Linked DNA regions of Homo sapiens: region 2 is linked to region 1. A link is a loop called in an ENCODE intact Hi-C map of the cell type or tissue named here. Cell type or tissue: endothelial cell of umbilical vein. All regions are shown on one strand. Links, peaks and the distances in the headings refer to the core of each region. The heading gives the core; the rest is flanking DNA. Region 1 holds the start of LOC105374989 (a long non-coding RNA gene). Region 2 holds the start of LINC00240 (long intergenic non-protein coding RNA 240).

What was found. Hi-C counts contacts between places; a loop is a spot of excess contacts. Peaks named below come from ENCODE experiments on the same cell type or tissue, not always from the same donor. Only the 100,000 strongest peaks of a DNase experiment are listed, where the experiment ranks them.
Region 2: it touches region 1 in a loop (11-fold over the local background); 2 of 110 quality-filtered maps call a loop at or near these places.

What each region holds. Positions count from the first base shown.
Region 1 is chr6:26,599,630-26,617,288 of GRCh38, reverse strand. LOC105374989 (a long non-coding RNA gene) reads right to left here and starts at 14,556. Exons shown (of 2, transcript NR_187833.1): 1 at 13,698-14,556; 2 at 10,628-12,633. ABT1 (activator of basal transcription 1) reads right to left here. Exons shown (of 3, transcript NM_013375.4): 3 at 16,550-17,659. In endothelial cell of umbilical vein, for the core only: a CTCF peak has its summit at 9,739 (motif pointing left); a DNase peak (open chromatin) is centred at 9,718; H3K27me3 peaks cover 1,326 bases.
Region 2 is chr6:26,952,210-26,964,642 of GRCh38, reverse strand. LINC00240 (long intergenic non-protein coding RNA 240) reads right to left here and starts at 7,650. Exons shown (of 3, transcript NR_026775.2): 1 at 7,460-7,650. It also overlaps the pseudogene GUSBP2. RefSeq lists an enhancer at 7,292-7,990 and a silencer at 7,628-8,097. In endothelial cell of umbilical vein, for the core only: a CTCF peak has its summit at 7,652 (motif pointing left); DNase peaks (open chromatin) are centred at 7,622 and 8,262; H3K4me3 peaks cover 957 bases.

The sequences.
Region 1 (17,659 bases), core at 5,052-13,051:
CAAATGCTTTTTCACATTCATTGATATGATAATGTGATTTTCTTTTTTAATCTGTTAATGTAGTAGAGAATATTGATTGATTTTCAAATATTCAAACAGCCTTGCACTTAAGGGATTAACCCCATTTACCAGTGGTGCGTTTTTAAATAGATTTATTTTTTAGAGAAGTTTTAGGTTTACAGCAAAATTGAGCAGAAAGTACAGAGAATTCCGACATACCTGCTACCTCCTCCACTATGCAGAACCTCCTCCACTATCAACATCCTGTACCAGAGTGGTACATTTGTTAAAATTGGTGAGCCTACACTGACACATCACTATCACTCAAAGTCTATAGTTTACATTAAAGTTCACTCTTGGTATTGTACATTCCATGGACTTTGACAAATGTATAATGACATGTATCCACCATAATAGTATCATATAGAACAGTTTTTCCCTAAAATCCTCTGTACTTTGTCTATTCATCCCTCCCTACTACCCTCCCTTACTCTTAACTCCTAGAAACCACTGGTTCTTACATTGTCTTCATATAGTTTTGCCTTTTCCAGAATGTCATATACATTATTTGGAATCATACAGGATGTAGCCTTTTCAAATTGGCCTTTTTCACTTAGTGGTATGCATTTAATGTTCATTTTGGGTGGGTGTAAATGGTATTGTGTTTTTAATTTCAAATTCAACTTGTTTTTTGTTGGTATATAGAAAACATTTCACTTTTGTATATTAACCTTATATCCTGCAACATTGCTATAATCACTTATTAGTTCCAAGAATTTTTTTCAGTTCTTTCAGATTTTCTACATAGACAATACTGTGAACAAAGACAGTTTTTATTTCTTCCTTTCCAATCTGTATACCTTATATTTTCTTTTCTTGTCTTATTGCATTAGCTAGAACTTCCAGTAAAATGCTGAAAAGGAGTGATGAGAGGGACATCCTTACCTTTTTCCTAATTGTATTTCTAAATATATATTGCCAGATTCAAATTCCTATTATTTTGCTGGGAATTTTTGTGTCTATATTTATGAAGGATAGTAGTAGTTTTTCTTTTCCTGTACTGTCTTTATTTGATCTTGATATCAGGATAATGTTGACTCTTCCAATGAACTGTTTCACATCTCAGCCTCCAAACTCTTGGTTTCCAATCCATTCTTCCAAGTTGCCAAAATGAACTCTTTTTTTCTTTGCCTTTAAAATTAAAATTATGGCTGGGCGTGGTGGCTCACACCTGTAATCCCAGCACTTTGGGAGGCCGAGGAGGGTGGATCACCTGAGGTTGGGAGTTCAAAACCAGCCTGACCAACATGGTGAAACCCTGTCTCTACTAAAAATACAAAATTAGCTAGGCATGGTGGCACATGCCTGTAATCCCAGCTACTCGGGAGGCTGAGGCAGGAGAATCGCTTGAACCCAGGAGGCAGAGGTTGTGGTGAGCCGAGATCGCGCCATTGCACTCCAGCCTGGGCAACAAAAACAAAACTCTGTCTCAAAAATAAATAAATAAATAAAATTATAATTATGTTCACTGTTTTGTTACTGGAAAGATATAATACAAGTAGAAAATTTGGAACAATATACCACTATAACATTGCCATTCCTCCCAATCCAGTCCCAAACCAGAGTTAATCACTTTATTACAGTTCAATCTATATCCTTTCAATTGTTCTTTTATGCCTTTGTAAACACATCTCTATCTATATATCAATAGCCATTTTAAAATATAAATAGAAGTATGATTTACATAATATACTGTGTATCAGGGACAAGATACAGAACACTCACACACACAGTCTGTCTTGTCTGTTTTCCCATCACATGACTTTATCTAAATTATCTTTATATTAATTAAACACTCCAATTTTTTTTTGGATATTTCCATTGTTTCCATTTTCCACTCTCCACTCTAATAAAGAAGCCCACTGTGAACACACCCCAGATCTGTGCTGAGGTCTTGGTGCCTTATCCAGACTTCCAGCACTGAGGTGTCTCCCTGCCACATCTCCATCAGGCCTGCACTGCTCGCCCCGGTGTTGATGTCCTGCTGCTAAATCCTTCCTCACCCCCTGCTGCTCCCTGGGGTCTGTGAGTTGGGAATATCCCAATTAGCTTTACTGATAACTCATTTTGTATCCAAAGGTTGAGGAGCCCTTGAAATAACAATTTTTTTATCGTTGGGCAGTATAAAGGTGGGTTTGATGTCCCGCGTAGGATGAGTTGGAGTTTGGAGAGGCTGGAGATGCAGATCCTATGGGAGATCAGTGCGAGAGCAAGGGCAAAAGCAGCTCCACATCTGACTCCTGAGAAGCACAGGACCAAGATCCCATGGTCTGTCTTCAGAAATCACCACCTCCCCAGTGAATTCTAAATATAATCTTGTCCTTTCCCGATAACTTCCCTCCCATCCTTGGTGCACAATCTGAAGTTGTCATAGGTGAGAGAGACGTGAAGGAAGAGGGACCCAGGAAGAATTTTCACTCAACGAAAAATTTCTAAAGACCTGTGGGGCAAAAACCCTGGAAACTTGAATTTTCCTGCGAGAGAGTTTGCCATTTGACCCTTTCCCCCCGGGATCGCCAGCGATGGGCAGTAAGAAGAAAAAGCCAGAGCCCCCAGAGACCGAAGAATGAAGGTGGCACCTTCCACACCACCTGCCTGCTGTGTCCGAGGCTCCCCGCGATCCTCAATCCCTGAGGTCTCAAGCTCCAAGAGGGGCGCCGCCGCAGGGACTCAGGGAATGAGAGGGGCCAAGGGCCTCTCCCCGCCCGTCCCCTCCTCTCCCGAGAGGCAGTTCCCTGGAAGGCCGCTACCACGCCGCTGTCTGGCGCTCACCGTCAGAATTTCTCGGGTAGTCTCGGAAAGGCCGCGCCGAGCATTTGACCTGGAGAGGGGGGCTCGGAATTCGGGAAAGGGAAGTAGCGCCGCCCGCAAAGACAGAGAAAGAGGAAGGGGAGGCGGTCAGCGCTCCTACGCTTCTTCCCGACCCCTCCCAGCAAATTCTCAGCCTGTGGCCTTCGACCCGCACCAGGGCCCGGTGTGGGTGGAAAGGTAAACCGACTCTCTTCAAGCTGAACCTTGAAGCCGGGATCAGGGAGCGCGAGCCCCCTGTACCCAAGCTCTGTCCGCCCCGAGGGACCACTGCCCCACAGTCCCCAGACAGCGCGGCGCTCCTGGGCTAGCGCGCTGCAATTCCCAAAGAGCCAATGTCTGTTATCCGCAGCTGCAGGAAGAGGGGCTAAAGCCCTGTCGCTGGGTCCTCAAACTAGAGAGTAAAACATCAGCATCGATTAAACACACCGTCCGGCGGCACGAAAACAAGTCAGGCAGTCTGGATCTTGGCACCACACCGGAAGGGTGAGGTCCCGCGGCGCTGCGCAGGTGAATGAGAAGGTTCTTGGGCTGGGAACCCGGCTACCGGGAAGCCCGCTGTTTGTTAAGGAACCTTCCCCGGCAACTTGCCTTTAGGGTCCGGACAGCGCGGAGGGAGAGTTCCCGTGTGCCCGGGAACCCAAATCTGAGACTTCCAGCAGTTAAGCAGGAGCGGGAGATGAGGCAGCCGGGTAGGCCTATCAGTCCTGATGCCCGGGCTCCTCTTTCGCAGGGTTTGTTTTCCTTTGGTGTCTCCCAAGCCCTCGCTAAGGCAAGTGATAAATGAGATGGCTGGACGAGAAACTGGTGGGGACGGGGGTGGCAGAGCTGGGGCTGGGGACGCTCTTTGGGGTTGTCGCTATACCTCAGTGGTCCCTAGTGCCCATGTGCTGGGCGCTGGCTGTCTAGAAGGGCTCCAGGGCCGCGGAAGACCCGTGCACATCATTCATCCCTGACGGTCACCTGTCACCAGAACACTGTGCACTTCGCGCGGGGTCTCATCGGCAGCCAATGAAAACTCCCTGGAGGCAGTATCCAGCTCGAAAACCCAGGTCCAGCCACATCACTCACCAAAGGTAGTTCTACATGGAGAAGCCTGATCCCTCACCGCCGCCTTCCTAGGGGGACCAGGAGCTTTCGGAGAAGCCCGCCAGCCGCTGGCTCTCTACGACCCTGCAGTGTTCAATACATTGATGTGTTTCGCCCCACTCCCTTCCACAGATTAGCCAGGAGGTCACCCTGCAGGAGCCTGGTGACCATCAAGATTGCTTCCCCTGACCTCATCCAAGTGAGCCAGTTTCCAGTACCAAAGCCGACTTTGAGCTAAGCACCCTTAAAGCTTCCAGACCCTTATGGCACAAAAAATCAAACCGAGGCCCTCAGAGAATGCAAAAAAATGAAAGTGGAAGACCCAATATTCCCTGAGCCAGGACAGGAAAACAAGTCTCCAGGAGACCAGATATTCACATTCAACTGTGATAGCCAATGGGATCCCTGTTTATTTGGTGCCCGAGTCCCTTGAAGCCAAACCTCCATTCCCAGAGCTCAGATGACCACTAGAATAAGTCTCATCATCCCTCCAAGAGCCCCTTGACCAGCATATTCCCAAGTGGTCCCCTCAGCTCCAACAGAAATGACATTGGCAGCTCCTACAGCTCTCCTGGAAACATTTCAAAGACAGGGAAGAGAGGAGGTCCCAGTTTGCAATTTCACATCCCTCCTGATGTCTAAAGTACTCATTATCCTCTTCCCCTAAAAAAGGCACAGAAGAGCTTGAACCCAGGAGGCTAAGGTTGCAGTGAGCTTAGATCATGCCACTGAACTCCAGCCTGGCGTCAGAGCAAGACTCCCTCTCAAAAACAAACAAAAAGGCACAGAAAAACATCTGTCCACACTTTGCTGTATAGGGATTAAACAATGAGGTTCAGGCTGCAGACACTCCCTCACAGAAGAAAACAAAGCAAAACTCAAGGAATACATCGCCCACATCTGTTAGTTCTGGGCCTCATGAAAGCAAAACTTTGCTACAGCCTTCTAAGCCATAGGGGGAGGGTATCCTGTCTTCAACTCCCCAACTTGGTTATGCAGTCACTGCAGAAAACTTGGACAAGAAAGCTGCACTCTGGTAGGTCAACGAAGTCATAAAGGAGCAGACTGAGGCCACCAATGACTATCCTGAGATTGTGCCTGCCACTCAGCCCATCCTTTCTGTCACCCTACCTGCTGCTGGGACTGCACCATTTCCAACTACCCCTCCATTTGGGAGCACTAATCCAAGCTGGAGAGCTTGAAAGTGATGCAGAATACCCCAGGCCCACTGGCCTTCCTATAGTCCACTGGAGGGATAACCTGTGTGGCTGCTTTGCCTCAGGAGACATCCAGCTTGCTGACCCCTTTGGTGTCCTCGAAGTCAGAGACACTTCCAGGCACCTCTTCAGACTTGAGGCCAACAGTCACTTACTCCTGGTTGACTCCTGCTTCTACCACATTACTCATCACTGACCCCACCAAGCCACCTCTGACCCCTCAGGCTGACAGGTCTGCCAAGTCCCCAACCATCCCTGCTCTAAACCAATTCCTGTAAGCATCCCAACCCTTAATTCTCCTACATATACAGATCCTTCTGGATCTTCTGATCCATCTATATTTAGGCTAGTATAGAAGCCCAATCTAAAAGAAAGAAAGAAGGCCACTTGGGTCCCACACAGTCACCTGACAATGAGGCCACTGGCTCAGCGTTTGATAGCACAGCCCCATGAGCCTTCCTTTTGGAGAAATGCCAATCCTAAGGCACTGGTGCTTTAGGATAGGTCTGTCTAGCTCAGTCAGGAGTTCCATTTCTGGAGCATTCATCAGTGAAGCAGGCCCTAGTAGGACCACTGGTGCCATCAGTCTTTTGGGGTATACTTGGTCCTGAACACCCAGGATCCTTTATTCAGGGCACATGATTTTCCTTCAAAGGAGACAGCACCACAGAGTAAGCCTGGGTTTCGAAACCTCTTCACTGCTGCCTCAGTCAGAGTGTCCTGCTTAGAGTGGGCCTGTTAAGCAGCAGAAGTGCCCCTAGGGAACCAATGCCCCCTGACTAGGGTTCAGTGGGAGAAGGACCTGTCAGAGCACCAGCACCTTCATTTTCCATCAGTTTGGGATATAAGACAAGAGCTCAGCCACAGCTGCAAGCCCAGAAGCAACAACCTTTGGGAAATTTCCACAACTTTTCTGCCCATGCTATTGACACTTCTCTTTTTATTTTATTTATTTTTTATTTTTATTTACTTTTTGTTTTTTGAGACAGCATCCCTCTGCCACCTAGGCTGGAGTGCAGTGCTGCGATCTCAGCTCACTGCAGCCTCTGCCTCCCAGGTTCAAGTGATTCTCCTGCCCCAACCTCCCAAGTAGCTGGGATTACAAGCGCCCTCCACCACACCCAGCTAATTTTTGTATTTTCAGTAGAGAAGGAATTTCACCATGTTTGCCAGGCTGGTCTCAAACTCCTGACCTCAAGTGATCCACCCAGCTCAGCTTCCCAAAGTGCTGGGATTACAGGCTTGAGCCACCGCGCCCGGCCGGCATTTCTCTTTTCAATATGTAAGCTCAGATAGGAGTCTTACCTTCCTGCTTTTCCCTGGGAATATGCTTGCCTGAAGAAAAGGGAAGATAGTCTTTCCTCACTTGCATCTTGGGGGTGGGAAATTGCATTTGCCTTTAATCTTTCCCTTCCTTGGTCTGGCTTTAAAGTGTGGTTTTCTTCCTCTGGCTTTTTTTGATGGAGTTTCGCCAGATTGGCCAGGCTGGTCTCAAACTCCTGGTCTCAAGTGATCCGCCCACCTTGGCCTCCCAAAGTGCAGGGATTACAAGTGTGAGCCACCAGGCCCGGCCCCCTCTGGCTTCGTAGGGAGCCTGTTTGTCCACATTTCACTAGTTGTTCATACACAGTCCTTGGAGGAGCTCTAAGAAAATCTTGAATCTAGCTTATCCTTGGGAAACATTGATCATCCCCTGAGAGACACTGTGGATGCTACTCCTGCTGAATGACTGCCTCCCACCAAGTCTGCACTGTCCCTTAGAAAGATAATACTCAGACTGGGCACGGTGGCTCACGCCTGTAATCCCAGCACTTTGGGAGGCTGAGGCAGGTGGATCACCTGAGGTCGGGAGTTTGAGACCAGCCTGACCAACAAGGAGAAACCCTGTCTCCACTAAAAATGCAAAACTAGCTGGGCGTGGTGGCACATGCCTGTAATCCCAGCCACCCAGGAGACTGAGGCAGGAAAATCACTTGAACCTGGGATGCAGAGGTTGCGGTGAGCCAAGATCATGCCATTGCACTCCAGCCTGGGCAACAAGAGTGAAACTCCGTCGAAAAAAAAAAAAAGAAAAAAAAAAACAAAAAAAAAAACAAGAAAAGAAAAGAAAAATGATGTTCCATCCCCATCCTCTCTCTGCCCATTTAGCCTTAAACACCTAGAGGTTTAAGACTGTTAGCCTGGAAAACATCAGTCAGATTCCTTGCTCCTTGAGAAAGAACCTCTTAGACAGTTTTCCTACAATTTTGGAGTGGGCCGAATGCCCATTGCTGCTTACAGCTGTCACCTCCCCTTCCTTCCCCATTTGTTTTACTAGACTCATCTCTGTCTCCCCTGGTTTGCTTATGAAAAGCCTTTCTCTTGTGACTTTGTCTGACATTTGTGTATATTTGCTCTTTGAGTTGGAGGAGGAATTGACTTGCATGAAAGATGATAAATTAGTTTTACACTGCCTCCATAATAAATCACCTCAAGCTTGGCAGCTTAAAACACCACCCATTTATTATTTCACAGCACTTTGAGCTAGGAGTCTGGGCACAGAGTATTCCAACTGGGTGCTCTGCTCAGGACCTCACGAGGCCAAAGTCAAGGTGTTAGCTGGGCTGGACTCTTATTTGGAGGCTTGTAAAAAAATTCTCCTTCCAAGATCGTTCAGATTGCTTGCATTTTTCAGGTTCTAGTATTCTTATAACTAAGGTCCTTGACTCATGGACTCCTTTATCTTAAGGCCAGCAATGGCTTGTCAAGTCTTTTTCTTTTTTCAAATATCTGGTTTCTCTTCCTTCTGCATCTCTCTGAATTCAAAGTTCTCTGCTTATAAGGGTTCATGTGATTAGATTAGACCCACCCAGAAATCCAATATGATCTTCCTATTATAAGATTCACAACGTTAGTTACGTTTGCAATGTCTGTTTTGCCATGAAATGCTGCACATTCACAAGTTACAGGGATTAAGACTTAGATATCTTTGAGGGAGTCATTCTGTCTACCAAAGATGGTATGTTGGTAAGAACTGAACTTTACTTCTTAACATATTCTGGGGCCAAGTTTTCAGGATAAAGAAAGCAGCACCATTTTATGTCTTCAAATACGAATTTCTGAATTGTCAAACCATGCATTGATTTTCATCAGTGAGGGTTTAGGAAACAGAGGAAACAGGGAAGGAATAGGGCATGGCTGACCCTTGCTTCTTTCTTCTTTTGGTTCTTGTCCATCTTTTTGACCTCAGTACAGCCTATGTCACCCCTAGTGTATGTTAAGAATTCTGAATAATGAACATACTTTGGAATAATTTTCTTTTGTTTTGAGATAGGGTCTTGATCTGTTGCCCAGGCCGGAGTGCAGTGGTGCAATCTCGGCTCACTCTGCCTCCCAGGTTCAAGTGATTCTCCTGCCTCAGTCTCCTGAGTAGCTGGGATTACAGGCATGTGCCATCACGCCTGGCTATTTTTTTTGTTTTTTGTATTTTTAGTAGAGATGGGGTTTCACCATGTTGGCCAGGCTGGTCTTGAACTCCTGACATCAAGTGATCTGCCCGCCTTGGCCTCCCAAAGTGGGGGGATTACAGGCCTTCACCACCATGACTGGCCTAATTGTCTTTTTAACACTTAAAGACCTTTCTCCTAACTTAGAATTATCCCCCATGCCCATACTCTCCCAAATAGGACAGGCTTGTTAGCTAGGTGGCAGCTTCCTGGATCATCTCAGCTCTGTAACCAATGAAAATTCTAAGTTTGGATGGGGCATATTTATTTTCACTTTTACCATTTTGATTTTCAAAAAAAAAACAAGAAAAACATCCCAAGAACATTGAGGTTTGTTCTCTGTCCCTGAAGAGCATATATCCTAGTTGGTAACAAAATACCATGTCTTCAATATGACTGTAAAAACCTAGAAGTTTGTAATAAAGCATGAATACTAAAATAACTACCCAGAGGTCTATAACTGAGGTGTACATGATATAATGTAGTCATTTGGAGGACCTGGAGATTCATCCAGTCTGCAAAGAGAAAAACCCGTGGGGAAAGACTTGGGCCTGAAACGGTGGGCAGGATTCGGATAGACATCAAGGAGAAATAAATTAGTCAGCAACTCAAAAACCACGTGAGGCATTTCAACATGAAGTTCATATAGGGAATGCTTGCTCAGGTTTTAGAAATCTAAAACACAAAAAGGTAACACAGAGTTGAAAACTGCAGCAAACAGCTCCCACTCACTATGGTGGGGAATAAAGGAAAGGAGTTGGTATCAGAAACTAGAAAGTGAGAAGAGAGATCCCGGCATGTGGGCTTAGACCTCTGAAGAGAAAGTGCATCCTGGCTGCCGTCAGTACCTCAGGAGCTCCTAGGATTGGGGTCTTGTGGAGCTGAGACTCAGTATCTGAAAAGGAGACACTTCCTAGATGACCCTGGCACCTCTGAAGGTGCAATGAGCCTGGGTCTGCAGGCACTTTTCAAAATCTGGAAAGTGAAACAAACTGTTCTATCACTGCCAGGGTGAAGGGCTGTTGCCCTATAATAAAGTAACAGAGAATGAACAGGCTCCTGGGGCCCTCTAGTGTCAGAATCTAACAGGGAACCGCAAGCAAAAGAGAAATATGTTTTGCAGAGCCCAAGCCCCACATCTCAAAGCCCAGTACTTGAGGGTGGATTCAGGGCTGGGACACAATCATGTGATAACTGGCACATATGACAACTGGCATCATTTTTATATTGAATTTGTGTGTTTATGTGAGTTTTCCTACTACAAGTTACCCCACTGCAAGAAGTTTTAAAAGTGTTATTTCCAGACCTTATTGCAGAGGTAAACTTATACCTTTACATGTTTGTTGCAAAGTAAATTGAATAGAAATTAAGAAATGATTAAAAATTTCTTATAAAATTCCTTTTTCCCTGCGCTTAAGATCCAAATCTGAACTTCAGAAAACCTGGACTCTAGATCTGCCTCAGTTACTGGAATATGTAGTGCTCATGCAAATATATACTGCTTATTCCCTCACACAACCCTAAAACCAGCAACACATTGCTTTACCCCATGGTCCTCAATGTTTCTTCCCATATCCCAAATTATCATGCTAATTTTGGCAATATACAGATGATTTTTTAAAAAAAATTAAATTGTATTAGTAAACAAGTTATTTTGACATTTGTCTAAGAATTATAATAAACACAATTTATGACATAGAAATATGACCTTTGCACTTCCAAATTTCTCCAAATGCTAAACTGCTCATGTCAGACTTCCACTGAAGTTTTTGTTATAGAAGACCAGATAATAACAATTACTATACTTATACTATCTCTTCTAGGATATAATGGAAGCACTAAGATTTAAAATTCTATCAGGCTTCCATTTGATCCAATTTTATAACTACTTAACTAACATTATTTGCATTGAATAAGAGATAATTCAGAATTAGTTGACACAAGGGACCAAAGAATTCCTCACTATGGTTTTGGATCTTTGGATTGAGTTTTATTTGAAAGCTCAGCTAACCCTAAGTGCGGGTCACATCTACCTTCAGGGTTTTCAAATGGGAGGGGAGGAATACAGCAATTAGGAGAGAATAACTTGGCATTGTAAATGGAGAGTGTGTTAGGTCCTGGAAATCACTTAGGAGAACAAGCACTTGGGGAACATCCATATATACTCTCCAAAGAAGGGCGAGCAAACAGAAGTCTTTGGAACATGAAATGCCCCTGGAGTTCATGAGAATGTTTGGGACTCTGACTGTGAGATGGCAGAACTATGCTTGAGCCAGCCATTCCACTTTCAGGTGGGGGAGACAAGTCACTTGTTCTCATCAGGTACATCTTTGTAGTATTTCTATCGGACTTTATTTCCATTTAAGGTGTACTGAAACTTCTGAAGTCTTCAGATTCAGCAAGTCTATCAAAGTCAAAAGGCTTTTTGGAGCAAGATCTGGATCAGAATGGAATCGTTCTAGGGAAATCATTTGTCTTTTATCCTAAGTTTCTTCAGGTCCTCACAGGACAACTATGGATTCTAGATTTCTGAGCCCACCTAGCTTAACCTTCCTTAGTGATCTGATATTCCAGGGAAACATATTGTCCTGGGCCTTTCCAAAGTGGCCCTGTTAGAACAGGAGCATGTGGATCCTCTTCCCAAAAGCTGCATGTGATCTTGGCTTCAATATACTTTGTTGGTTGTATGCATTTTATGTTCCTTTATATATAAAATATAAAATAAATATAAAATGCATACAACAAATTTTTAATTTTTTAAAAAATAGAGATGAGGTCTCACTATGTTGGCCAGGATGGTTCTGAACTCCGGCTTCAAGCAATCCTCCCACCTTGGCCTCCCCAAGTGCTGGGATTAAAGGCATGAGCCACAATGCCTGGCTCATTTTATTTTCTTATGTAACTAAGTTTTTCTCAGCAAGCAGATTCGATGACCTCCAGTTATCATAATTTTTCCTCATGGGAACTCATCTGGCATTGTGAAGAACAAATAGCACTTTCAGGATTTTCTGTAAGACGTTTGGCCCATTTTCTGTAGAAATGCAACTTTCATGTGCATGGCTCAGATCATCATCTATTTTGGGACATTTTTTTTCTCCATATTAAGTGGAGCAAACATTGTCCAGACTTTCATTTCTTTCTGTTGTCATGCCGCTAACTCTGCTGAAGACTTTAAAAGTCACTTCAAATTGGGTGTTTTCTGTGTGCATAGATTCTTTCCAGTTTGTATATATTTAATATGATCTGAAAGTGCTTCTTCTATATTTTTTTCAGCCAGTTCAGCATGTTTAATTTCTTTTTCCTCCAAAAGGTTTCCAAGAAACACTTGAGGTCACATGATAAATCAGTTTCTCCAATGATTCTTTTGATGAATCATGAAAGAATGTCCATTTTCTTTAAAAAAAAAAAAAAGGGGGAAAAAAAAGACTGTCCATATTCTAACTTATTGCTTATATACAATTCTAATTTACACCATCCATATTATCCTCTCCAAGTATAGCAGCTAGATTGGTCAGCTTTATCCACTCTTGAGAAACTTGATATAACATTCCTTATCAGTAGCATTTCTTGCATATGCACCATAGAATCCTTAGCCAAGAGACCCACTGGCCTTTGTTTGTTTAATGGTGTGTGTGTGGGTGTGTTTGCACACGTCTGTGTGGTAGCACTGAATTCCAAAGAAAAAACTAAACAAGCCAACCAGAAGTCCAACATGGAATATAGTGATCCGTAGAAAAGGGCATTCTACATTGAGCCACCAACCCAAATCTCTGAAAATGGCAAATACAGAATTCTTGGTCGTAAAATAGATTATGAGGTTTGTCTATTCCTAAATAATAGACATTTACATCCTTCCTAACTGGTATCTTCATCCAATCCCAGGGAGCACCTCCTCTCAAAACTCCCCATAATTGCTGTTGAAAGATCTATCCAGTTTCTTTTGTCTGTTTCAGCCTAGGTTCTCAGAGAGACATCTTTTAAAGACAAAGATGGATATATCAAAACTCCAATAAGCCATTCCAAAATATCATAAACAAAGAGGCCACCCTAACTTGCCTGTTTAATATTGCAAACCACATACCTCCCACTCCCTGGTCCCCTTACCCTGCTTGACTTTTTCTTTGCTCCATAGAACTTATTACCTTCAAATAGATACAATTACTTATTTGTGTTTATTATGTGTTTCTCCCCAGCTTGAAAAATCCACCCTAGTCTCTGCTGTGTACTGTTGATGTATCCGAATGCCTAGAACTGTGCCTAGCTTTTAGCAGACACTCAATAACTGTTAGTTGGGAGACTAAACGAATAGAGGACATCCAAGAGTCAACAGTTCAAGTTGAGGACATCATCCTAATGTAACCTGACTCTTGGGCTTAAATGTCACTGAAAGGACTAGAAAGACAAATAGGGTAGTGAATATCACAACATCCACCCACCCCCTACCCATCATCGTACTTCAAAGGTCAACCCACATATGCTTAAGAAAATGAGAAAAACAGGAACAAATTTAGAAAATCCTAATATTCAGAATAAAACCCAGAAGAAAATGATTAGAAGGTATACATACTGGAGAATGAGAGGAAGGCAGAAAGAAAAAGAGGAAGCAGGAAGACAGGCAGAAAAGAAATAAAATCTGTCACCAACTTACTCTTTAAAACACAAATATAAAGTATGATCGCAATTTCAGGCTCGCAGTTTGGTGGACAAGCACTAATGTATAGGAGTTTCTGGTTTCATGTCCTGGTGTTTGGCCCCTTACTTTCCCTTAATATTTGTATCAGATTTTCCATTAAATGGTTTTCCCCTCTGCTCTTGCTGGTGTCTTTCTCATTTAATATATTTCCTTCTATGCAACAGCCTTCCAGTGGTTTCTCTCTCAACTGAACTATCAGTGAAAACTTCCTTATTGAACCGAAAATAAATTCTTTCCTTTGATTCTACTCATACTTATTTTGCAAAACGCACCAGTCCCGCGTCCTGCTCTCCACCCAATTAACACTCTTATGTTCCTAAGAATAATATCTGTATTATTACAAACCTCTGTGTTTTGTTGTTGTTGTTGTTGTTGTTGTTGTTTGAAACGGAGTCTTGCTCTGCCACCCACGCTGGAGTGCAGTGGCGCGATCTCGGCCTACTGCAACCTCTGCTTCCTGGGTTCAAGCAATTCTCCTGCCTCAGCCTCCCAACTAGCTGGGATTACAGGCGCCCGCCATCACGCCCGGTTAATTTTTGTATTTTTAGTAGAGATGGGTTTCACCATGTTGGCCAGGCTGATCTGGAACTCCTGACTTCGTGATCCGCCCGCCTCGGCCTCCCACAGTGCTGGGATTACAGTGTGAGCCACGGCGGCAAGCCTATAAACCTCCGTTTTTAAAACACATTAACATAGCAACAATGAGAGTCAAAAAAAGGGAAAACATTTTTCCAATACACGGAGAAGTAGCCTCCTTTCTAATGTATTGTTTAGACTGAAAAAAAGTAAAATAACCTTGTTGGAATGGAGATATTCCACCACATTCATTTCTGTGGCACAATTGGTTAGCGCGTTCGGCTGTTAACCGTAGGGTTGGCCGTTTGAGCCTCGGGTGCCGGAATTTCATGAGAAACGGTATTTTCTTACTTCAGGGATTGTGTCTGGCAAATTAAATGAAAATCCAACCATTATTCTTCCCCTGGTGTTCCTTGGGTATTTTCATTTCCTTGTTTCTTGATTAAATTTACCAAGCTCCTTCTAAATGCCAGTAGATATGAAAGCAATCCCATGTTTCTGAACCACTTGTTTTGTTTCCAAACTCCATCTCTCTCATGTGCTGGTCCATCCAGTAGAGTCCCCACAGCAAAAAGCAGCAGAAGTCACTCGGCCAAGGTCTTGCAGAGCTTGCCCCCTACACTGAGCTGGCGTCGCCTCTACCTGAATCAGTTCCTTGGGTCAGGCTTTGGACGTCACAATAGAGCACGAATAAAAGGGGTGGAGACCTCTAGCTAGGTTTCCACCTGTATTCCTGTGACTGGTATTTTCCTGTGACTGGTATTTTCCTAAATTATCAGACTCTCAATTTTTTTCTTGCTAACAAAATAAATACCAAAGATGGTCTCTCTTAGACTCTGCAATTCCGCTTCTGACAATTTTTACACAATAGCTGTATTTGTACAACTAAAATTGACTCATGTCAGCATTATTCTTTTAAACACTTAAAAGAAAAAAAGATTAGAAGAAGCTGCACGTCCAACCATAAAGTCCTGATTAAATAATCAATGATAATTGACACAATGGAATTGGAGGCAAAGGTGAAAAACAAAAAGAAGTTCTCTGAATTCATTTGCAGGCAATGTGCTGGGGGAGCTCACTGGAGTGCGCTAACCCTGATAGCCCAGGTCAGCCACAGACTGGCCACAATAACTGCTGAAGGTGGCTGGGCACACACCATGCAGCTGCAAAAGACATTGCCAGGTTTCCGATGGCCTCTCCCCTCCGCCCGCCTTCGTGTCTCCAGTTAACAAGGGGTGCGAAAAAAGTGTGGTTTCAAGGGCCCTGGTAACAGAAGATAGAAAATTTTTCATTTTCAATCTCGGCTCACTGCAACCTCCGCCTCCCGGGTTCAAGCAGCGATTCTCCTGCCTCAGCCTCTTGCGTAGCTGGCATTACAGGGGCCCGCCATTACACCCGGCTAATTTTTGTATTTTTAGTAGAGACAGGGTTTCACCGTGTTGCCCAGGCTGGTCTCGAACTCCTGACCTCAAGTGATCCACTAGGCTTGGCCTCCCAAAGTGTTGGGATTACAGGCGTCAGCCACCACACCCGGCCAATTTTCATTTTCTTTAATATTCTGTCAGGTATTGATTTCAAGATGGGAGCCGAGCACCGTGGCTGTAATCTCAGCACTTTGGGAGGCCAAGGTGGGTGGATCGCTTGAGAACGGGAGTTCGAGAGCAGCCTGGGCAACACAGTGAGACCTCATCTCTACAAAAAATATTTTAAAAATTAGCTGGGCGTGATGGTGCATGCCTGCGGTCCCAGCTACTCAGGAAACTGAGGTGGGAGGATTGCTTGAGCCCAGAAGATGGAGGCTACAGTGAGACAGGATCATGCCACTACACTCCAGCCTGGGTGACAAAGTGAGACCCTGTCTCAAAAAATAAAAGGGGGGTGGGCAGGGACCAGCAGATCTAATACTGGATCTTAAGCAATTCACTAAAATTCACATTAAGCCTCCTGGGAACTGAGCATGTCCCTAGACTTCCACCAAAGGATTTTCCCCTCATAATTCTACTGTAATATAACAAGATAAATGCAGGGAGAAAGGTTTTATAAGGAATCACAAAAAAAAAGGAATTTGAGAGTAGCTGTAAATACGACTTTTGAACATTTTTAGGGCAGGGCGTGGTGGCTCATGCCTGTAATCCCAGTACTTTGGGAGGCTGAGGCGGGAGGATCGCTTGAGCCCAGGAGCTCAAGGCCAGCCTGAGCAACATAGAGAGACCCTGTCTCTGAAAAAAAAAAAGAGAGAGAAAGCTTTTAGGCACCCAGACATACCCTATTAAAGCCCTCTTACTCTACCAGGAGTCCCACCTCAACTTATTTGGAAAGAAATCAGCCCACTCCATTGCCATCAAATGCAGAGTCCCAGCTTCTCAGTCAGGAGTGAAACTAAGTTGAATCAGAGTATACACTACAACCACAGGATCATGACTGAGAATTATTACTCAGTTTGCTACTCTTGGTGCTAGATAAAATAAATCCACTCATATTGGCAGGTACACTTCATTCTCTAGTCTATAACATGTGCATTTCTCATGAATTTCCTGTAATAAGCATTCACCATATGCACACTGGGAAAAGCTGGGGAAAAGGTGAGGAACAAAGGATAAAATATTAAGAGGCAAATTGAGTCATCTCTCTGAGCTCAGTTTTAATGGGGGGATAACAATATTATATAGTTGTGGATTAAATGAGTTACTTCATATAAAAAAACAAGTGCTGTTTAAATAGAAACAAAATTGTGGATGTAAAAAATTATTTTCCTACACTCAATGGGCTTAAAGTCAAGATGAAAGTTCCTAGGATATTTTCTTCCACCCATTTATTCTCATTCCTCACTCCACCTGTGACTTACTTAGCTTGCCTGGCCGCAGGTGTGAGCTCTTTGTACAGAACTGTTTTGGAGATGGACCCTGAAATACCAGCCCTTGAACATACTGTTATCTAACGCTGTCCACCGTGGGAATGCAATTTATTTCTTCATTCAAGAAAGTCTTAAATAAAACCCCAGTATGTCTACTGTACTTTCTAAGCTGTTAGCAACTAGAGGGAAAGTTTCTTCTTCACCTTGGTATCTCTTTATCTAGCAGAAGTAGCAATGGGCACTTGGAATTCTGAATAAATGAATATGCCAGCCTGTCAAATTCTGATTCTGGATTTTTCTGTTTCACTTTAAGACATCAATGATCTGAGGAAACAATTCACATGAAACAAACCCACAAGAATTAAAAACAGAAACAAGACGAAAGTTTCTAAATGGAAACGTAGTTTGTGTGCCAAGTATAAGAGGTATGTGGGTTGTGAGAAATGTTATACCAGCTTTACCGTATGGTCCTTTTTATTCTCCCCAGTAAAGTGCACCTGTCAAGATCATAATGTGATTAGGGTATTTTACAGCCAAAGTAGACAAATCCACTCTACCCTATAAAACACAGATCATCACATTGACAGATGAAAAACAAAAACAAACAGCACAAGCAAACAGAAATTATAATCATACTCTATCACTTCATGCAACAGCCTGGAAAATGATCAGAATTTTGGTCTACGTGAGACTGTGTAGACTGTTTATTGTGACACCTAGGTTTTCAGTTCCTTTTAGTGGCTTACACTGATTCTTTGAAGCCTACAGGGCTGCTTTGCCTCAGCCCCACCATATGTAAGTGCACCTGAGGTGCACTGGTTCTCTACTAGGCTTTGCCCACCTTTACAATGGTTCCAACTCAACACTCCACCCAGGA
Region 2 (12,433 bases), core at 4,150-12,149, 350 kb before region 1:
TGTTACCCAGGTTGGAGTGCAGTGGCATGATCTTGTCTCACTGCAGACTCTGCCTCCCGGGTTCCAGCAGTCTTCCTGCCACAGCTTCCTGAGTAGCTGGGATTACAAGGTATGTGCCACCATGCCCGGCTAATTTTTGTATTTTTATTAGAGATGGGGTTTCGCTATGTTGGCCAGACTGGTCTTGAACTCCTGGCCTCAAGTGATCTGCCCGCCTCAGCCTACCAAAGTGCTCGGTTACAGGCATGAGCGACTTGCCTGGCTATGTCTATTTTTAACATAGTTATAGTGAACTATAATTATTTTTACATAAAAACTATTCTTACAAATGTTATATGTATTTTAAGAGCATACAAACTTATGGGTTTTTTTATTTAATAAAAACCAGTGGCAGATTGATAATGCAGAATATATTATTTATAAAAAATCATCTGTTGTCATACAAACATATATTTTATTTGAAAATTATACTTTTGAATAGCTTTTTGGAAAGTTAAAGTATTCTCATTTACTGCATACATTTGTCACCAAAATTATACGAAAGAGTGTTTGATTCAAAATGTGTGTGTGTGTGTGTTCCTATATAGGACCTGGATAACACATACGTATAAAATAAATAAATACATGTATATATCATGCACACACATTTAAATATAATGTAAATGTGTGTGTGTGTGTGTATGTGTGTGTGTGTGTGTGTGTATGTGTATGTGTATGCAGATGTCCCCCTGGAAGCAAATTTAAAAAGAATCCCCTCTTTTGAGTGTATAAAGAAGTTCCTTTCTTAAGGAATGGATAACAGGGGTTGGTACTTTGGCTGAATTCCTCTTCCTCTTACTTTCATTAGACTTGGCACTGTTGCATAGAACACAATTTTCCAAAATGTAATGTCTGTGTTATGCCTGCAAATGTACCATACATAACAATTTGTCATTTTCTGTAATTACATACTGACCTATTTAACATTTATCTAACCACTTATATATCTTAATTAAAATAAATCAACCCATATAAATTGTTTATTTCTATTGTCTTTCTCAGTATAATGCACAAGATACCTTTCTATCTCTATATGTATTTGTCATTTTCATGTCTGTCCCTACATGAATTGACTCTATTTTTCTATTACATAGATATGTGATGTTACTACAATATATGTTAACTAAAAATGGATGATGTAACCTTTTAAAATTATGACCATCACAGTGAAAATTATGTCTCTAAAACCCAATGACCACAGGGACATTCCAGTTTTTAGAAAAATATCAGGGGCTTAGGTATTTTCAGATTAAATTTTGAAAAATAGAGTATCTTTCCATTGATTTATGTGGGCAAATTTCCCATTTGTTCACATTAAATCTTAATGGCATATTGCCTAAATCTTCCTCAGAAAAGCTTAGCCAAATTGCCTAGGATGTTTCCTTTCTCCCATATTACCATCACTGTATACCATCATATTTCTAATAATTTTAATTTTGGAACATGAAAATGGTATTTCAATTTAAATGCGTATGTTTTTCTATTTGCAAAGAGATTAAACATCTCTTCAAGTTTTTAAACTATATGCAGCCCTTCTTTTCTGCTATACCTGTTCATTTCCTCAAGCTATTTTTCCATCAGACAGTTTTATGTTTTCTTATTGATTTGAAGCTTCTATTAAAGTATTGTATACACATGGGTAAATGCACATAAGTTTAAAGCTTAGTGAGTTTTAAAATACTATGATCATCCAGAATAAGAAAATGTAATAGTCACACACCTGATTTCCACCCATCCCTCCTAACATAACACTATTCTAACTTTTATCAGTAAGGAATCAAATAGTGTGTGTAGTGTTTTGAACCGCATTTTTTTGCTTAATATTACATTTGTGAGACTAATTGATTATATGACCTGCAAATGAAACTATTTACATTTATTTCTCTAATATTTTATTAGGTGATCATATTACAACTTATTTGTTTACTGTACTCTTTATAAGTATTTTAGTCCACTTTTGGCCCACAGTTTGGGGTTATTTTGGTGTTATTCTGAAAAGTGTTTTCATGAGTACACATTTTTTTTTAGCTATATATATGCATGCCTTTCTGGAGAAACCATCTTTACAAGTAGAATTTTGGGGCCTACTACATATCTTTATCCAAATTATTTGAACTAAGTTATGCCAATAACATCAATTTGAGTGTTCTAATTAGTCAACATTCTCATCAATACTTTGCATTTTCTCTTCAACTTAGAATTCTAAAACATTCCTTTCAAATTCAGGATTCTGAATGACAAGTATTTACATCTCATTGTGGTTTGAATTATTTTTTCAGATAACCAATATAAATAAAAACCTTTTAATAAGTTCATTGGTTATTTGAATATTTTACTTTTGAAGTGTCTAAAATATTTTCTTTTTAATCCAGTCCAGTTATTTTTCTGTGGTTTGCTTCTTGTTGTCTTATTGAGTTCATTGCCTTTTTAATATTCTTTTCCAGTTAACATTTCCCCCTCATTGATCTGAAATGTTTTCATTATATACCACCTTTCCATATCTGTCAGTGTCTTGATTTTCTATATGATCTTCATCTATCTGTATTTATAACTCATTTTAATCATAGAAGCTTTAAGAATTGCTTAATATTTTGTATTGACTCCAAATTCCATTGATTTTATAGGATATTTCTAGCTATTCTTGCTTCTTTATTCCTCCAAGTAAATTTGTCTATTTTTCTAAATCTGGACAAAGAAATTCTAGAAAATATCGTTTTGTTATGACATAGAAGATATAAGTTTATTTAAAGAACTGGCACATTTATGATTTTAAGGCTTTTTCAAGAGCATGGAATTTCTTTCCCCGTGCTCAAGTCCAAATTTGTGCCATTCAGAAGTGTTTTCTAGTTTTTTTTATATATAGGTTTTAAACATTTCTGGTTAAGTTTATGCCCTCACATTTTATTTTAGTTTGGTTAATGACGTTTTACATGTGTGAGTTCCTCAATTATTTCTTTTAAATGTTCTGATTCAATAGGAACACTCTCCTTAGTATCCTTAACAGAAATGATTCTTGTTTATAGAATTGCTAAATAAGTAAAGAAATTTTGAGTTAAATCATGGCAAGGAGTTATAATTATACTAAGCTTTTTTGTTCCTAGAGATTTTGGCTCACTCATATGGTAATCTATATGAAAATTTTTCTGTGATATCTAATAGGAGAAAGATCCTCAATGATAGAATAGTGTTTCTTCCTAGCTGATTCATACATCTTTCTCTGCCAACATTTTGTTTGTTGAAGTGTTCCCCAACATATGACTCATTGCTTACTAAATCCCTATTGAGCAGCCAAAGCCCTGGTGACTAATTATGTCATTAATTTGGGAAAGTCAGAGACAATAAGACTGTCAGTTGAAACTTTGTAGGAGGTAAAAAAGTCACTGCTGTCAGCTGCAAAGATCCTTAAAATGGTCTTTAATAAAGTCAAATTTTGTGACAATAATTATTGCATCAAAGTCGGGGAAATACCTCTTAGATCAAATAAGATACATTGAAAAGCCAAAAATTATTTTTATCTCACTTTGTATTCTCATAAGGTCTATCCACTGTTACTTGGATATGAGACTTAACAAATGGAAAAGAAGACAGGGGTACTATCACACTGTATTTTCCTATGGCCTAATGACCACAATGGTTGATGAACTGCAGTAAAGTTTCTATAATATTTTCCATCTATTCATTTGCTCAATCACCTTGTAATGGTTATGTTGGTTAATTCCAGTCTCTCATGTGTAAGCAACAAAATGAGACTTAATTTGAAATATCCAGTATTTTTCTATTCTTACAAATAATTTTCAGGATCAATGCGTTGAGGATTAGGAATGGCAATGTGTATTACTACTTTGATACCAACTATATCCGATCTAATGTTGGAATTTGTTTGACAAAGTGTTGTGTATTTGAAAACAGGCAGCACTGAATAAAAAGAATATGGGCAAAAGAAAAATGGAAGTGTTTTGAATGGAAGTCTAAAATATTTATTGATCAATGCTGAACTGAGTAAGCAGGAGATGCCTGTACATAAATGACATTATCCTGATCTAGTAACAGGGAGAAGCAGAATATCTGAAAGCTGTTTATTAATTTGATAATAATAAGATTAGAAACATGCAAATCAAGATTAATAGTATTCACTTCTAATTGGGTTTAGGTAGACTTTGGCTATTTTGCTTCTGATGTTCTTATAGTTTTAATTTTCTATAATGATCATATAATATATAATATTTTCATAATAGTAAACATTTTAGAATTAAACTCCATTAGAGTGTACCTTTCCTAAAATAATATAAACATCCAATCTTGTCCTTAACAATTCTGTTCTCAAACATTAGCCTATTCCCTCAAGCCAATGTTGCTTTCGACCCATATTGTCCATCATTTCAATTTATCTCAAAGTTTTTTATTGCAACAATTAAATGCTTTGAATGATACCCAAGGCATAGTTCTAGTTCAATAAAATTTCAAAGTTAATAGTTACATCAAATTTTGTTGGTGCTCATTGAATTTCGTTATTAAAACCGTAAGTAGCATGTTTTATGCTGACTGAGGGAGATAAAAGTAGTAATGTTTAATATTCAAACTGTGATGACTGAAAAAAAAATGAGGCCTGTAAAATCTTATTTAATGTCAAATTTTAATTAAACAGGCTTAGCAGACCAAAATTAAAATCTCAATTATTTTTAAATTATTAATGACAGACAACTAGATTGAGTGAACACTGGCATCTCTTTTCAAATAACTTAGTGGATGAGTTAAACATAAACTAGTTATTATAATGCAGCGAAGTATGTGAAAAATTTAATTTGAACCCCACTTAGCTTAAAATCCTGACATTCTAGGATGCAAACTTTCCATATGTAATCAACAATTTTCTAAACATGCATGCTGTATCTCTCCTGTGTGACTTTGCATACATCATTCCCACATTCTAGATTATCCCAACCCACCTTAAGTGACTGCTTTTGCATAATCTCCCTTAAAATTCTAACTCAAGCACTGCATCTTTTGAGTCCTTCCCTAACATCTTAACATCTTCCTTCTTTCATTCATCATTAACTATAGTAAGTTATTATAGCACCTGTTAGCACTGTAAAATTATGTGTGTTACACAAGTACAACATGCAGACTAAGGTCGTGTATTACCTAGCCTCATATCAGCGTCACCTAGAACAGCAAAAATGTATGCAGATTAATCACAATATATTTGGATGTACAAAATATATTGAGAGCAAAATATGATGGAAATTTAGGTGATGCTCTTTGAGCATTGCTTCCATTTTCCAATAATGTAACCAGGAATCACTGTTCATGTAATTAAAGAACAATAAGTCTATGTGAATCAAAATATACATATACATGCAAATGTTAAACCTCAGTAGGAAGAGGCCCATTCTCTTGCTTGCTGCCATATATATATATATATATATATATATATATATATATATACACACACACATATATATATGTTGTGTGTAGATGTATATACACACAACAATCTATAGGCTTGCTTTTTAAAATAGTATAAGCAACAAATTTTAAGAGAAACAATAATGAGTGTGTAAAACATTAGATGTGTGTATGTACCTTTGCTATTATTTGTGGAAATGGGGCTATAAAATAAGCTCCTTTATTTTCTTTTGTAAAGCATTTCTTTAATATGAAGTAATGCAATATGTATTTATGTTCTAAGTGTTTTAATTTCCTTGGATATAAAATAATATCTTGTTCCTTTGATTCTCTTACATATAAGTGTATTTACTCTGATATTACTCCAAATACACCAGATATATTTAAAGTTGAAAAAATATATACTTTGGAATGTATTATCACCTTATTTCACATTAAGAAATCAAAATCTCTGGCATCCAAGTGCATTCCAGCCTGAAAAAAATTATGCAATTGTGAATTTAACAGAAAGCAAATTGCTCACATGTGGAGTCAACGTGAAGCTATATCAATATTTATTAAAAGTTCATATATTACTTTTGATCCCCTGGAGAGGAATACAAAATTCAAATAATTATTCTATTTTTATATCCCAATTTGTAATTATGAAACTCTAGCATTTTAATTTTTCTCTTTCAAGTTTACCTGAAGCTTCACAAAATTCTGTGAGGAATCTATTATAACAGGTATTTTGCTTATTTCCACACAAACAGAAGGAAATGTGTATTTTCTATGCCCTGAAGAATTTACTCTTTTCTGTAAATGACATATGGTAGTTAATTCTTTTTGGTAATAAAATATTCCTGTTTTTATGCCGAACAGCCTTTTCATTTAAATTCAGGGCAACATATCAAAGCTTTGCCGTAATAATACAGAGTAATCAACTAAAGTAATATAGAAGTTAAATAACAAAGAGTTTAAACAATTTAATATGTCTTCTATTAATTTCAAACTGAAATTTTACAGAAATTTGGAATATGCTGCCAGAGTACACACACACATACACACACACACACACACACAATCACACGCTCACATCACACACTCACACCCAGCTAAAGGAAATTACCACAGCTATAATGATTTCATTAAATATCTGAAATTAAAGTTTCTTTTGGACTTTTCAGCTGAAGCTCATAGTAAATAAAAGTAATATGATCACTGTTGCATACTGTGAATCAACAGCACACAGAAACCTTAGACTTTCTATATTTACACAGCTTAATTATCCGAACTGAAACCTGAGGCCATCTGTGTCAACATGATTTCACAATTCATTCCAGAAAATTATTTTTCAGGAAAGTAAGGCTGCAAACCAATAAATAACTTATTGTTTGCTTCAGGAAATTTCTGCAAATCAATTTATGTCAGTAAGCAACTCTCCTCTGGGCCAACAGATTGCTCACCTGGGCAGGTAGCAGCTTGTGTCAATAACAGTTTACTTATGAAGACTTCTGTCATGGCCCTTAACTCACAGTGTCCCCCAATCCTAAACTCTATGTCCTGAACATTACCTCTTCTTATCAGTCATTGGTCTTGAAAGGCCCCGGGCAACCATGTGAGCCCAGACGTCAATACCCTATCGATACCACCTTATCATCTACTCTTCTAACATAACCCCTCAAGGTGGTGACCCCACTTACAGTCGTATTTTATTGAATTTAGCTTTCCCTAATCAACATGCTAGTCTATTGGATGCAGTGTCAGAGGCAACAATCACAGAGGTTCTGAAAGCATCAGCCCACGGTTTTCTAAACATCATGGTTCAAGACCCTTAACACGAAACAGAAAGTTTCCCCGAGGCGCCGTAAACAACCCGTTTGGGCGCTTCCCTGATAATTATAGTGAAATCTGGCATCTAATTTTTTTTGGTGGACTCTCAAATTTTATATTTACGTTTTGCTTCCTAGAAATAAAAAATGTTTTTATAAGGAATTCTTTGATCGTTTATGTTTTATTCTTGATAGAAACCTACTTTATAACTTCGAACATTATTGATGTTCTTCCTGTATTTCTGAGAGGTGACAGCTTGCTGGCATCCCCTCGCTGGCTCTCGGCGCCTCCTCGGCCTCAGCCCACTCTGGCCGCGCTTCAGGAGCCCTTCAGCCCGCAGCTGCACCGTGGGAGCCCCTCTCTGTGCTGGCTGAGGCCTGAGCGGGCTCCCTCTGCCGGCGGGGAGGTGTGGAGGGAGAGGCGCGGGCCGGAACCTGGGCTGCCTGCGGTGCTCGCAGGTCCAGCGCGACTTCCGGGTGGGCGCGGGCTCGGCGCGCCCCGCACTCTGAGCGGTCGGCTGGCGCCGCCGGCCCTGGGCAGTGAGAGAGGCTTAGCACCCGGGCCAGCAGCTGCGGAGGGTGCACTGGGTCCCCCAACAGTGATGGCCCGCCGGCGCCGCGCTCGAATTTTCGCTGGGCCTCAGCCACCTCCCCGCGGGGCAAGGGGGCAGGGCTCGGGACCTGCAGCCTGCCATGCTGGAGCCCTCACCCTGCTCCCCGCCCCCGTCCCCTGCCCCCCGCCCCCCAGCCGCGGGCTCCCGCGCGCCACCCCGAGGGGACGGGCGCCACCTCCTGCTACGCGGCACCCGGTCCCGTCAACCGCCCAACGGCTGAGGAGTGCGGGAGCGCGCCAGAGACTGGCGGGCAGCTCCGCCCGCGGCCGGGATGCACTAGGCAAAGCCAGCTGGGCTCCTGAGTCCGGTGGGTACTTGGAGAACTTATTACGTCTAGCTGGAGGATTGTAAATGCACCAATCAGCATGCTGTGTCTAGCTCAAGGTATGTGAACGCACCCATCAGTGCTCTGTGTCTAGCTAATCTAGTGGGGACTTTGGAGAACTTTTGTGTCTAGCTAAAGGATTGTAAACAGACCAATCAGCTCTCTGTAAAATGAACCCATCAGCTCTCTATGAAATGGACCAATCATCAGGATGTGGGTGGGGTGAGATAAGGGAATAAAAGCGGCTGCCAGAGCCAGCAACAGCAACGTGCTGGGGTCCCTTTCCACAGTGTGGAGGCTTTGTTCTTTTGCTCTTTGCAGTCTTGCTGCTGCTCACTGTTTGGCTCTGCGCAGAGCTGTAACACTCACCAAGAAGGTCTGCAGCTTCACCCAAAGATATTCCAAAGATACAGAAAACTATACAGAGACATTTTGTGTAGTTCTAATAGCATATAATCCACAGGTCCCTGATCTATAATAGGGGTTTTTTATAAAATTGGTTTTTTGTATGCTATGAGGAATTTTACTTGTTAAAAAGAAGAGGTGGAAAGGCAGAATATGAAAACTATGAGAATGACATAAGAGACTATGAATTAGGTGAGAAACCAGAGAGATTTAGAAACCTGTAGACATTGTGCATCCCCCAATGCCTTTCCCCTTAAAAAAATATTATATTCTAATCCAGTCCATCAAATAAAGTCTACATTCATTAGAAACATATTCTCTTGGTTTTTATAATTTCAATTTTTTTCAGACACAGATAGTGCATATGCAGATTTGTTACTTTTGTACAGTGCACCCTGGTAGTGAGCATAGTACCCAGTAGGTAGTTATTCAGCCCATGCTCCCCTCTCTCCCCCACCCCCATAGCCTGCAGCATGTCTTGTTCCCATGTTAATGTTCCTGTGTGCTCAATGTTTAGGTTCCACTTATAAGTGAGAATGTGTGGTATCTGGTTTTCTTTTCCAGCACTAATTTGCTTAGGATTATGTCCTTAGCTCCATCCATGTTGCTGCAAAGGACATAATTTCATTCTTTTTTATGGAGGCATAGTATTCCATAGTGTATATGTACCACATTTTCTTTATCCAATCCACCGTTGATGGGCACCTAGGTTCATTCCATGTCTGTGCTGTTGTGAATAACATGCTGATGAACATACGAGTGCATATATATTTTTCTGGTAGAATAATTTATTTTCCTTTGAATATATACCCAGTAATGGGAATGCTGGGTCGAAGGGTATCTCTGTTTTAAGTTCTTAGAGAAATCTCCAAAATACTTTCCACAGTGCCTGAACCAGTTTACATTTCCACCAACAGTAGTTGTATAAGCATTCCCTTTACTCTGCAGCCTGGCCAACATCTAATTTTTTGACTTTTTAATTATAGCTATTGTGACTGATGTGAGTTGGCATCTTACTGTGGTTTTTGCTTGCATTTATTTATTTGATGATGAGTGAGGATGAGTGTTTTTTCATATACTTGAGTGTCTTCTTTTGAGAAAATATCTGTTCATGTCCTTTGCCTTTTCTTGATTTAAATTTTAAGTTCTGGGGTACATGTGCAGGAAGCGCAGTTTTGTTACATAGATAAACGTGTGTGGTGGTGGTTTGCTGCACCTATCAACCCATCACCTAGGTATTAAGCCCAGCATGCATTAGCTATTTTTCCTGATGCTCTCCCTCTCCTCAACCCCCTACAGAAAATTATAGTGTGTGTTGTGTGTTGTGTGTTGTTCCCCACTGTGTGTTGTTCCCCTCCCTGTGTCCATGTGTTCCCATTGTTCAGCTCCCACTTATAAGTGAGAAGATGCGGAGTTTGATTTTCTGCTCCTGTATTAGCTTTGCCCTTTTTGACTGGGGTTGTTTTATGCTTGTCATTTTTTCTTCCTTATGGATTTGTTATATTAGATCTTTATCAGATGCATAGTTTGCAAATATTTTCTCCCATTCTGTAAGTTGGCTGTTTACTCTGTGGATAGTTTCTATTGCTGTGCAGAAGCTTTTTAGTTTGATTGACTTTCACTTGTCAATTTCGTTTTCGTTGCAATTGTTTTTAGAAACTTAGCCAAAAATTATTTGCCAAGGCCAGTGTCGAGAAAAATATTTCCTAGGTTTTGTTTTAGAGTTTTCATAATTTGAAGTCTTACATTTTAACCGTTAATCCATCTTGAATTAATTTGTGTGTATGGTGGAAGGTAAGCATCCAGTTTCACTCTTCTGCTTATGGCTAGCGAATTGTCCCAGCACCATTTATTGAATAGGGTGCCTTTTCCCCGTTGTTTGTTTTTGTTGGCCTTGTCCAAGATCAGATGGTGGTAAGTGTGCAGCTTTATTTTTGAGTGTTCTATTCTGTTCCATTGGCTTAAGTGTCTGCTTTTGTAACAGTATCATGGTTAGTGTACACTTATAGTATAGCTGGAAATTGGGTAGTATGATGCCTCTCTGGCTTTATTATTTTTGCTCAGAATTGCTTTGGCCATTCTGGCTTTTGGGGGTGTTCCATATAAATTTAGAATAGTTTTTTCTAATTCTGTGAAGAATGATGTTGGTAGTTTCATGGAGATAGCCTTGAATCTACAAATTGCTTTGGGCAGTATGGCCATTTTAACAATATTGATTCTTTTAATCTGTAAACATGGAATGTTATTCCATTTATTTGTGTTATCAAAATTTCCTTCCTTCCTTCCTTCCTTCCTTCCTTCCTTCCTTCCTTCTTTCCTTCCTTCCTTCCTTCCTTCCTTCCTTCCTTCCTTCCTTCCATCTTTCCTTCCTTCCCTCCCTCCTTTCCTCCCTCCCTTCCTTCCATCCTTCCTTCCTTTTCTTATTTCCTTCCTTTTTTGAGACAGGGTCTCACCCTTTCACCCAGGCTGGAATGCAGTGGAGTTATTATAGCTCACTGCAGGCTTGAGCTCCTGGCCTCAAGCCGTCAGGGTAGTTAGGACTACAGGCATGTGCCACCATGCCTCGCTATTAAAAAAAAAAACAAAAAACAATTTGTATAGATGAGGTTCCACTATGTTGCCCAGGTTGGTCTCAAACTCCTGGGTCCAAGCGATATACCTGCCTCGGCCTCCCAAAGGCATGAACCACTGCATCCAGCTTCAGATTTCAGCTGTGTTTTGTAATTCTCCTTGTGGAGATCTTTCACATCTTAGGTTAGTTGTATTTGCAGGGATCTTATTTTCATCCTAGGTGTTGTAAATATGATTGTGTTCTTAATTTAACTCTCAACCTGGATGTTGTTGTTGTATAGAAATGCTACTAATTGTTGTACATTGATTTTGTATCCTGAAACCTTGCTAAAATCCTTTATCATTTCTAGTAGACTTTTGTTGAAGTCTTTAAGGTTTTTTAGGTATAGAATGATATTGTTGGGTGAAGACAGATAGTTTGCCTTAATCTTTACTTCCTATTTGGGTGCTTTTCTCTTTTTCTGTTGCGAGATTGCTCTGACTAGGATTTCTGGTACTATGTTGAATAGGAGTGGTAAGAGTGGATGTCCTTGGCTTGTTTCATTTCTAAAGGAGAATGCTTTCAGCTTTTGCCCATTCAGTATTATATTGGCTGTGGGTTTGTTGTAGATAGCTCTTTTTTATTTTGAAGTATGCTTATTTGAAGCCTCAACTGTTGAGGGTTTTTTTTTTGTTTTGTTTTTTCATGAAGGGACACTGGATTTAATTGAAAGCTTTTCCGGCATCCATTGAGATGATCATATGGTTTTTGATTTAATTCTGTTTATCTGGTGAATCACGTTTATTGATTTGCATATGTTGAACCAGCCATGCATCCCAGGAATAAAGCCTGTATTGTCATAGTAGATAAATTTTTTGATATGCTGCTGATGGATTCAGTTTGCTAGTACTTTGTTGAGAATTTTTGAGTCTATGTTCATCAACAGTGGTCACCTGAATGTTCTTTTTTTTTGCGTCTCTGCCAGGTTTTGGTATTAAGCTGATTCTGGCTTCACAGAATGAGTTAGGAAGGAGTACGTTCTCTTCAACTTTTCTGGAATAGTTTCAGTAGAATTGTACTAGTTCTTCTCTATACTTCTGGTAGAATTTTGCTGTGACTCCATATAGTCCAGGGCTTTTTGGCTTGGTAGATTTTTTATTACTTACTCAATTTCAGAGCTTCATATTGGTCTCTTCAGTATTTAAGTATCTTCCTGATTCAATCTTGGAAGATTGCCTGTTTTCAGAAATTTATCCATTTCCTCTAGATTTTCTGATTTTTG